Regions from separate parts of the Homo sapiens genome. Here region 1 is linked to region 2. Evidence: chromatin loops called from intact Hi-C (ENCODE). Cell type or tissue: gastrocnemius medialis. All regions are shown on one strand. Links, peaks and the distances in the headings refer to the core of each region. The heading gives the core; the rest is flanking DNA.

The links. A loop is a pair of places that touch in the nucleus more often than their neighbours do. Peaks named below come from ENCODE experiments on the same cell type or tissue, not always from the same donor. Only the 100,000 strongest peaks of a DNase experiment are listed, where the experiment ranks them.
Region 1: it touches region 2 in a loop (2.3-fold over the local background); 3 of 110 quality-filtered maps call a loop at or near these places.

What each region holds. Positions count from the first base shown.
Region 1 is chr20:16,431,723-16,437,111 of GRCh38, reverse strand. The region is part of intron 12 of KIF16B (kinesin family member 16B); the gene reads left to right. Among named protein-coding and RNA genes, the nearest start is that of KIF16B, 140 kb to the left of the region's middle. RefSeq lists an enhancer at 1-459. In gastrocnemius medialis, for the core only: a CTCF peak has its summit at 2,845; a DNase peak (open chromatin) is centred at 2,820.
Region 2 is chr20:16,348,880-16,354,268 of GRCh38, reverse strand. The region is part of intron 23 of KIF16B (kinesin family member 16B); the gene reads left to right. Among named protein-coding and RNA genes, the nearest start is that of KIF16B, 220 kb to the left of the region's middle. In gastrocnemius medialis, for the core only: no CTCF peak of the experiment used is centred there; DNase peaks (open chromatin) are centred at 1,698, 2,698, 3,558 and 4,548; H3K27ac peaks cover 4,186 bases.

The DNA of each region.
Region 1 (5,389 bases), core at 233-5,232, 83 kb before region 2:
AATAACTATTTACATCACACTTACATTGTATTTGGTATGATAAGTAATCTAAAGATGATTTAAAGTATGCAGAAGCATATGCATAGGTTATATGCAAGTACTACGCCATTTTACGTGAGAGACTTGAGCATTCTTGGATTTGGTATCCTCAGGAGTCCGGGAACCAGTCCTCCATGGATATCAAGGGATGACTGTTTGCCCATGTTTTTAGCCTTTGTATCTTTGCTCAAGAAATCCCCTAAAACCTGGAGTACCGCTGTTTTCATCCTTCCTTTTTGTAGCCTTTTAATGCTATTCTTGTCTTCAATGTTAAAAAACCAGTTGGTGATTCCATCACAGATTTCAAATAAATGAAGAAATAATAGAAAGCATAGCAAACATACAAGCCTGCAGCAGCAATACTGCTGTAAGTCACTAAGAGAAGCATGTGAGAAAAGATCATGAGTGGCTGCTGGGGAAAAGGAAAGATTGTGAAGGGGATATTCCTAAACCTGCACCTGAGAAGCTGAATCAGTGATGATTCCAGAATACCCCCCACTGTACCTTCAAATTGGAGGAACAGAATTGATTTTCCTATTGTTACTGAAGAGTAGTAGTGATGGCCAGTGGTGGTAACTGGAATGAAGTGAGAGCTGAGCTGACTCTCTCTTGTAAGTGAAGGCCTGGGGAAACATTAAGAAGCTCGAGGGCATCCTGCCCCTTCCCTCCCCCTGGGAAGAGGACCCCTTCCCAATCATTAGGGAGCCCAGGAAGAGAGGGCTGGGCCTCAAACAAAGCCTGTGGTGCCTCAGGTGAGACCTCCTAGCCCTCTGTCATTCCATCTGGCTAGAGAAAAGTGGGTGGACTGCAGACTACTCAGTCAACTAGAAACGTCACAGATATGGCCAGGCAAGCATCAAGGAGTTTCCCATCCTATGTTAGGGCACATGGAATATTTGCACAGATACGCCTAAGCATATACGAGATGAAAAAAATGTAGAACAATTATATAAACATAACTATAGCTATGGGTGGCTGCATAGATGGGCAGATGGGCTGGTAGAGAACAAGAAAGAAGAGGAATATAGCACGCAAAAGATAAAAGATCCCAATATAGATGAAATCACACTTCATGGGAGAGAAGGGAATTCCTTACAATTGTTTCATTCGGTAGAACAAATGAATGAGAAACATGAATTCAATAAACAAAGCAAGATGGTAATAAAAAGCAAAGTGAGATGAAAAAAGAAAGATTGTAGAATAAAGAAAGCCTTTGAGGCCCAAAACAACATCATTGCAGGACTAATACATAATTTTAGAAAATATCAAGGAAAAGAATAGACCCCACTGAAAATCAAATTACTAAGAGAATAAAGGCTTGTTAGGCCCATTGAACACAAATGGAATGATCAAGATAGTAAAGCAATCAGAAACTGAAAGAAATAGAAGACAAAGACCAGTGTAATATAAGGACAATTGGTGTTCTTGAAGTAGACGGTCAACAAATGAAATAGAAAATGGAAAATAAAACAAGACAAGCTTTGTGAAATGAAAAATAAGTAGATGAAAGAACTGAGTCTGCAGATCAGAAGAATGTATTGTGTTCCAGGAAAATATAGAGTAGAGGATGTTCAACACTGAGATCTATCCTAATTAAGCCATTGAATTTCAAGATAAAGAAGAAACTCTTTAAACATCCAGACATAAAACCAAATTATCTGCTGTGGACTAAAAGTCAGACTAGCTTAATTTTCTTAGAGTAGCATTCAGCTTTGAAAAGAGTGGAGCCATGTCTTTAACCTTCTGAGGAAAGTAAGTACCATACTGCCCAACATGCACCATGTGGCCCAAAATCGACACAGCTATGATGTCATTCAGATGCCAAGGCAAGAAGCAACGTTCTCAAACCGGTACAGATTCAGGTAATGGTGCTTAAAACTGAAACACTTATGAAAAATGTATATGCACTGTGATTATGTTTCATAACCTCTTGACTTACAAGGATATTTTAGGAAATACCTCTTATATTAATAATAAAGAAACATGGTTGAAATAGTTTCATTCTGTTAAATTTAAATAAAATCACATACAACTTTTTTAAGTTAAAAAGTAGTTTTACTAGAGGATAATTTTATTTTTTTTCAACGTCTTTCTGGCTATCTGACTTCCTCCCCCATCCTCACAGCCACACTGGGCATGTGCTCTAAGCCCTGATTGTCCCCAACCCCCAGCCCCCAGACATCTGCTGTGTTTGTAGTCAGGGTTGCAGAAATTATGTGCACTTTATGATGTGAGTCAACTCTACAAAATTCTACTCGCTAGTGAAATATATAATTCTCTGTAACATAAATTTTCACAAAAAGATCCTGACATTTCATTCTTGTCTGTTCAGAAAAAAAAAGTGCCACTTAGAAATCACTCCCTATAGAACCAAATAATCAGCACTTACTGAGTGACTACTGTGTGCCTGGTGCAGCTATATTCACCTAACATACTCTGTGAAGACACGCAATTCTTATTCCTAAAGAGATCTTAATTTACGTGGGGCAGACACACTGTCAAACTTTTCCCAGTTTTTTCCAAGTACAATCTAGATCCCAGGTAGACTTTCTAAGAGGGGGAAAAAATAGATTTTTGTTGTTGGTAAGTTTTTGTATCATTTTCGGTTATCTATTCAAGAAAGTTGTTGACTTTTGTAAGGCAGAGTGCTGGGCACTAAGGATGTGGTTGTGATTAAAAGAGCTAGACTCCCTGCTTACTCTCATAAACCATTACGGTGGTTACACGGGCCTTGCGCATTGAGCCGAGTCCTCCTGTGGTCTTCTTCCCACGAGATCTGGGCAGCCCTGCCTGCAATCACCAGAGCCACCGGAAGGGGCAGAAGTGAGTCTGTGAGAGTCCCAGCAAAGGGCATGTGTTTTAAATTCAGATGGATTTCACCTGAATAGATGCCTGGAGGTTGAAGAAAAACATATGGAGCATATCATTTGTAAATGTTGTGAACAGGATGCTTAAAATAAACTGATGCTACGTTTTGACAATTTTAGTCAGTTTGTGGGGTTTTTTTTTAATCCAAATAAGCATGGTTGCCAAAATCTTTGTTTCAATGTAAAATATATGCAAGTATACATATTTTACATTGATTTCTTTGGGACCCTGTGTCTGGAGTTGGGGGAGGGTGGCCCACTCTACTATGTTAAGTATTCCATCTTATCCAAGAGGTATTTCATAAATTATGTATAACAGTAGATGCCACTCAATAAATATTTTATACGTGATAGATATTTTTGTCTGAAATTACTTTTTCGCTTGAGCAATGATTTAAACCCTCGTTTCCAGTTTTATGAGGTGACACTTTTATAATATCATGTAGTTGAATGCAGCTTGAATGTCATAGAGCTTTAGGGCAGCATTAATCATAAATTCATCCTTCCCCACTTGCAATCCTGGAAAACTTTCTCTTAATTCAGATTTTACCCATTATATATATGGAAGTGTATGTGAGTGTGTGTGTGTGTGAGTGTGTGTGTCTCTGTGTGTGTGTGTGTGTGTCTACATGCTGGGGATGGGTGGGAACAAGTAAGACTTTTGACCTAATGGCTTTGAAACTATGAATTTCCAATGCCTTTCAAAATCTTATTTCAAGGAAAAACAAAAGTGTTTCTCAATGGTTAAAAAAAGAAAGAATAGTAAACGAAACTGGGATGTAGTCCAAAGCACTTTCTGTAGTTTGAGTGGGAGCTATTAAAGTTTAAAATATTGCATTTTTGGGGGTGGGGGGTTATTGTCTACTTCTGTACAGAAAGAAAATACACATGCCTGTGGACTTACGAGAATGGTCACTTTCCTTTTCATGTGGACCTAGAGGCCTGTAATAATTCATTGCCATGGGGCTACTGACTGTGTGTGCAGTTTGGTCACAGTTCAGAGCTACCAAACCTTCCCATGAGGACATCATTTTATGAAATAGAGCTGTGTGATTAAATTCTCCCCTGTAATATATGTCTTTAAAAAAATCACATCCCATTTCTGCTTTAATTTCATGGTCAGGAGGAAAAAACATGAATTCTGCTAATATCCGAGAGGTAGGAGTAGGGGTTAGCTTATGGAGAGTGCTCAGTTTAGCTGAGATTTGCATATTCCTTGCTATAGTAAATCAATGTTACTGAAGTCTCCGACCTCAAAGCCTGAGGTTCTGAGCCATGGAATGGGAGGTTGGCTGATAAGAGTGGTAATTGAAGAACAATGACACGCTTCATTTCCTTTTCTTGAAACTAAGTTATGCATTGGTCATTTTCTCTGCGTATCTATTTAATGGTTGTTAAATTAAATTGCTTTCTTTCACATTGTGATTTTTATTTTTATTTTTTTAAGCCATCCTTTTTTTGTTGTTGTTGTTACTTCATTTCACCGCCCTCTCGCATGACTTCAGGTCTTCAGTGTGCATTTGAAATGTAAATATCTGCAGAGGCCTGAGGGACTTCTCTCTCTCCACCTCCCTGCCCCAGAAACCTCCCAGGAGTTCCCTTGTCTACAGGGTTTGAGTTTTGCTTTAATGGTCTTACACTAGCTTGAGAAGTTCTGAATCCATCACCTAGCGAATGGTAGACTTCGTAGGTTGTTTTAATACTTAAATGACACAGAGTACATTTATTGGTTCCAGGATTGTAAGGAATCGTATTTATGTTTAGGGCTGTGTTGGGTGTTGGAGTTACAGAGGTGTGTCTTGGTCACTGCGTCTTGACTATAGGAGTCAGGGAGGGAAGGAGATTCTCCAGGAGCATCTCTGACCAGGATCCCCAGTTAGTGGTTGGAACTGGGTTTTCTGTTGCTCGTACAGTCATGGAGCACAATGTCATGCTCTTGTACATGATTTAGTCTGAACCTGGTTCAGCCCAACCTCAAGACTGCAATTTTTACCTTCAACCTTCTGGAATTTGTCTGCTTTCTACTTCAGACTTCCCCAGAAGCTTGACTTTAGAGGTCTTTTGTCTGGGGTCAGATGGGCCTGATGTCAAGATAAGGCCTACCATTCTCTTCCGGAGGGTTGTCTCTGACCTTCCCTCTGCATTCCACTGAACTCTGTGTGTCTACTCACTCATTCATTCCTCTGGCAAATATTAATTGATGAGTGGGACATGAAATTAGGTGCTGGGTTACATTCTAGCCAGAGGACAGGTAATAAACTTGTGCGTGTGTGTGTGTGTGTGTGTGTGTGTATACGTATACATATAAATGGATAGTATATATATATATGTATATATATATATACACACTAATAGCCATTCCCAAGGAGAGAAATCACCATGAGGAACATTGGTGGTTGCTATTTTGTATGGGGTGATGGGGAGAGTGGCTTTTGAGCAGAGACCTGAAGGAAGGAAGGGGCCATGTTATATATGTGTCTAGG
Region 2 (5,389 bases), core at 99-5,098:
ATAAATGTGTTAATAAAATATAACTGTTAAATCAATTTCATGTATAGAACTCAGATAAAAAGATATTTAATATTTTAAAAACTGCATTGATTTAAATAAAAATTACAAGCAAATAATAATCAGGTGGTGTGCAGATTTGGCCAAAATTGTGAAGATGCTACTGCCCATGCAAGTTAGAGAAACCAAATACAGAAAATTCTATGAGGCCTTATGGAATCTAGGTGATCACTTCAGGATACATAAAATCCAAATCCACAGAGCTCTGCTTTCTTTGCATTTCTCAAAGCAAGTTCTGAAGCGTGTCATTGTTCCGCTTCCTTTTTCTGTTCGTCCCTAGGTGCTATAATTATGAGCACCAGGAATGTGTTAGCACCAACTTGGAGAATGTCTAGTTCTCCGTTTAGGCAGGGCCTCCTGATACCTTGACAGGTAGGTGTGTGGAAGCCTTCCACCCCATATGGATACCTTGTCATGGGGTAGTATGAGAAACAGACATGATGTGAATATACAGGCCTTCCCCAGAACAAAACAACAAAAACAGCCTCGATCCAGGCAAAGAGGTAGCTGCTAAATAGCATACCCTCCCCCTGCCCCCACAATCCTCATATCCTGCCATCTCCAGGCAACCTCAGCAGGTCACACAGCCTCACTGTGCCTCACCTGTCAAATGGGAATCATAAACCCCCCCCTCATTGGGTTGGTATGAGGAGTGGATGAGTTTGTATGTGTAAAGTGCTTGAAACAGTGCCTGCCACATACTAAGTGTTGGATAAGTGTTTGTTATTAAAAAGAAATAAAAATAAAAATGGGATGAGTGAGAGTTTACTGTGAGGTCCCCTTAATGACTTTTGATGTACAATTATGTTTTTATGAGAGTTTTGGATTTTGTTGGGATTTTTTTTCTTTTTGGTTGTTTGCTTGCCCTCAGCATTTGGAATTTAAAATTTAGATTGCTGACCTTTTCTCTCAGTCATTTGGACATTTCATGCGTAGGCCCTGTTTTCTAGAACAAATAGTCATGCTTATGGTAATATATGGTAATATTTTGGCTACTACTAAATTCTTCTCTTGGTGAACCAGTGGCTATTTAAGGAGGCTAAGGTAAAAAGTATTATTTTTAAAAGAGACTATTCTCTTCAGTTTTAAGCTTTTTTGAAGGGAGATTTAACATCAATGTACATACATAGATATATTATTACACTTTATAATTTAGAAAAATCTTTGCTGCTTCTCTTTTAAAAAATCAGTTTTTGTTTTTCGTTATCCCGCATGATGGTCCTGAGTACACACAGTGAGACGCTGTGCCCTCTGTGACCAGCAGGGCAGGGTCTGACACCCCCTGGTATAAGACCCCTGTTTGCTGTATAGCTTGCTGGTGTCACTGCCAGCTTATTTAGGGTCCCAGCTGATTTGTGTGACCACACCAGGGCCCACTTGGTGTTGAGGCCTGAGGGGCCCCAGGAGGGAGACAACACGCCAGGGGTGTAGCTGCCCAGGTTCTCCTTTGTCATCTTCCCCTCGCCCTCCTCACCCGCTCTGCTTCCTGCGCTCTTCTGCCAACCTTTTTTTAGGTAGGACTCATTAGTCATTGAAATCATTGCTTCTTCCTGGCCATTTTCATTTTAATCCCCAGTGTGGGAGCTCCAATTTGGTCTGCCCATTGCCACGTGAAGTAGTCAGGAGCCTGTTAAGGGAATGTTCCAGGGACGACACAGGGCGTGTGATTTCAAGGGAGGGCAGAAAGTCAACGGGGGTTCCCAGATGCTCATCTTCTGACCCCTGCTGGGCCATGAGGAGGTTTCCACCACTGGTCTTTAAAATGAGAATAATAGAGTTTTTCATTAAACCAAAATCTATTTAATTCAAAAGGACTGTCTTCTATACCTGCTTTATTTGGGGGCATTAAAAACAACTCTTTTATGAAATAACTGAGGATATATAAGTAGACAGGTTTTTGTTGTTTGATCTCATTTAGTTTTTTAAGATTAACTCTGTTGAGGCGTAATTTATATACAGTGAAAGCACACATTTTAAGTGTAGTTGGATGAGTGTTGACATATGTATACACCCGTGTAACTAGCCCTCTGGTCAGGACTTGGAACTTTGCAGGCCCTCCAGAAGTTTCTGGTGGCCGTTTGCAGTCAGTGCCCATGTTCTGGCACCAAGGCAAGCACTGATCTGCCCTCTGCACCTACAGATTAGTCGTGTCTGCTCTAGCAAACCATGGAGAGGGGATCCAACGGCATTTATCTTCTGTACCTGGCTGCATTCCTTTAATGTAATGTTTTGGAGATTTACCCATGTAGCTGAGTATAACAGTAATTTGTTTCTTTATATTAATAGCATCCCACTGTATGGATATGTCACAATTTGTGTATTCATTTCTTTCCTGTTGGTGTTTGTTTTAATATTCTTACCTGATGATACAAAAGGTTATCATTTTGGTGTCGCCCCTCTCCCCACTTTGTTTTACTCCTCCCAGGAGACCCTGGGTCAGAGTATCAATTCCTGTTACCCTTGAAGCTGTACCTTCCTGCGGGTCCTAGTAGCACATCCGTCTGGGACTGTGTCTGCAGATGCATGTCCTGCTGACTGGTGGCAGAGATAGAGATGGGGTGGGGAAAGCTGAAGCAGTGCCAGTCTGGCTTCTCTCTGAGAACAGCACGTTCTAGGCTGAAAATTGCTGTGTGTCACCTGCTGGTCAGCAGAATGAAGCTGCAAAATTTGTGCCTGCGCTCAGCTGCACCTGCCACAAGTAATGCCATTAACCGGATGACAGCAGTCATCTTACAACCCCGCTTCGCATGCCTCTCAGTCACTGACACGTGGCATCAGTTACGCTGCATTATGCTTGCCATTTTCAGTTAGTTAGGACCAGAGTGGGTAAAATTTAATTTTGAAATCACATTTCAGCATAGCACAAAACACGGGCCTGGGAAATTGATGGTTAAGACGAGCAGAGACTATCACACTCATGTCATAGAAATAAGCTGGTGTTTCCAGCATTGTTTGAAATCCCTTGCATTTTAACTTACATGTCAACACGGTAACATAAAGAAATAAGCCAACACTGGTGTGTTTATTTTTTAATATTTTGTTTCCCGAGAGTTTCTATTCTTGTAAAATCTGGAAGTAATCGGCAGAAGAGTTTGTTGTCTCATCTTTTTTCTGAGTGGTCATCTGCAGTAGTGCCCCCTGCCCTGTTCTCCATCCTGTCACCAGGGGTACTCCCCTTCTTTCACAACCAAGGTCACAGCTCACAGTCGTGTTGCTTTCAGTCTGGTTATTTTCAGTCATTGTCTTGTTTGCTGATCTTCCCCTGTGGGTACAAGCTCCCAGGGCCCTTGTCAGTCTTGTATGACACAGACCCCCCCCCAGTGCCCACCCCGTGCCTGACTGGTACCAGTCACCCAGTGGATCACCCAGCAGTGTGATGCATGCTAGCCTGGCCACAGGTGCTCTCATTAGGCACAGCCTGTCTGGCGCTTCGGTGATGACTGAGTGACCGTGTGCCCTTTGTAAACTTCCCCCCCGCCCCCACCCAGCTCCTCATGCTCCATCCGCACTGATGGAGTCAGTCACTGATGAGCCATTCTGCCCCTTGCTCATCCTCGTGATGTGGCTGGTGGCTCTTAGTCATGCAGGGAGAGTGTGGGCAAGTCGAGCTTCTTGATTGTGTCCGAGTCCAAGCATGCCAAAGCCTCCCATCTTCCCTCCTCCCCACCTTCCCTCCCGCCTTCTCAGCACCACCCTCCAGCGCTCCAGTATACCCATGTCCTGGCTCTGGGCTGAGTTCAGCACCCGCAGGGTACATCTGTTTTGTCTTGGCTTTCCTTAACAGAGAGGTAGACCTCTATGCCCCCTGCCCACCCTCTGGACATTGTCCTGGCTGCCGGGCACCCTCCAGCCCCTTGCTCTTAGAAGCACGTGTCCCATTGTCATCTCCTCTAAGGAGCCTTCTGCATTCCGGCTACGCTCCGAGGTGCCCGCCTTTTCTCACATGGCTGCAGGGCATCAGCCCCATTGACCAGTATCACTTTTGTCCACTTAGAGACCCAAGAAATGCAGAACTACACACAGACAACTTAGGTCACACACATGATGTCCAGGACAAAAGCTTTCCTGATTTTAATCATCTGGGTTTTGTTTAGGTGCCATAGTAACAGTCTCCTCTTGTCTCATTCTGCTCTGACTCCTGATCAGTGGCCTGAGAAGGAGGGAGAAGCAGAGAAAACATGAGTAATGAATGATAACGAGGATGTATAACCTCACGGAAGTGTTCCAGGGAAAACTTGTCGACCATCTGCTAATAATTATCAAGTACCCCAGTCAGTGGCAGCCATTCTCCTTTCCATTGTGTGAACTTAGGTCTGTGAGCTCCCCCTTCTAATTTCAGTCAGTCTGGCCCTAGACACTTAGGGCCAAGAGATCTCATCTGCTGAGTCCTCCCTGAACTTAAAAGACCCTGAAGTGAGACATGCTAAATTGCAGAACTGCAGGGCAGCAGTTCAAATTGGATCTTGTTTTTACAACTGAAGAACCACATGGCAGGCACCGTGGGGCCAGGGACTGACAAAGTCGTGGAACAATATTAACCCGAGGCAGCAGGTGCAAACTGGTGGTGGAGGATATGGGGTTTTGTTGGCCTGAACAGATTTTTTAAATTTTGCATGAATTGTCAGTATTTAAAACTTGGGAGACCTGACATAGAAACCCAGATTTGCCAAGATCCTGTGAAAAGTCAGTAAAAGCAGGAACTAGGGCCAACATTCCTGCAAGGCAGCACTCGTAGGGCAAAACAGCAGCTCCTCTTAGGGCAGGTGTGTGCCCTCCACTTGGCCATAGACCTTGGGATTTCCTGTCATGGAGAAAATCACCTTGATGACATGGTGGCCTCCAGGGATGCTCAGAGTCCAACTGCACCGTACAGAAAGGCTCACAGAGCATTCAAAAGCACACAGAGATGTAGAGGAAGGAGGGGTAGGTGGCACCCTGATGGTGGGCTAGCAGGTGGGCCGGGTGTTCTATCTGACCCCTGGTCACAACTAGTTCATCTGTCCCCTCTCTGTCATCTCAGCCTTTCGTACTTACTATGTGCTTAAAAGGACCAGAGTGAAGTTTTAGACGAGGGGCCATGGCAGACAAAGGGTGCCCAGAGCCAGTGCACCTTCTCCATGAAAGGAAGCAGGCACAGGCACACCCAGCCAGCCACCTGCTGTGAGCAGTCCTGGGTTTCACCTGTACTTCTCCAGTAGAGCACATATGGTACCAGGATGGGACCAGGCTGGTTGTCATCAAGGCTGGTCAGTTCAGGGGAGACTTAGCTGTCATCCCAGAGGGTGCATATCATGAGGCAGCATTTCCCTCCCTTTCCGTCCCTAAGTAACAT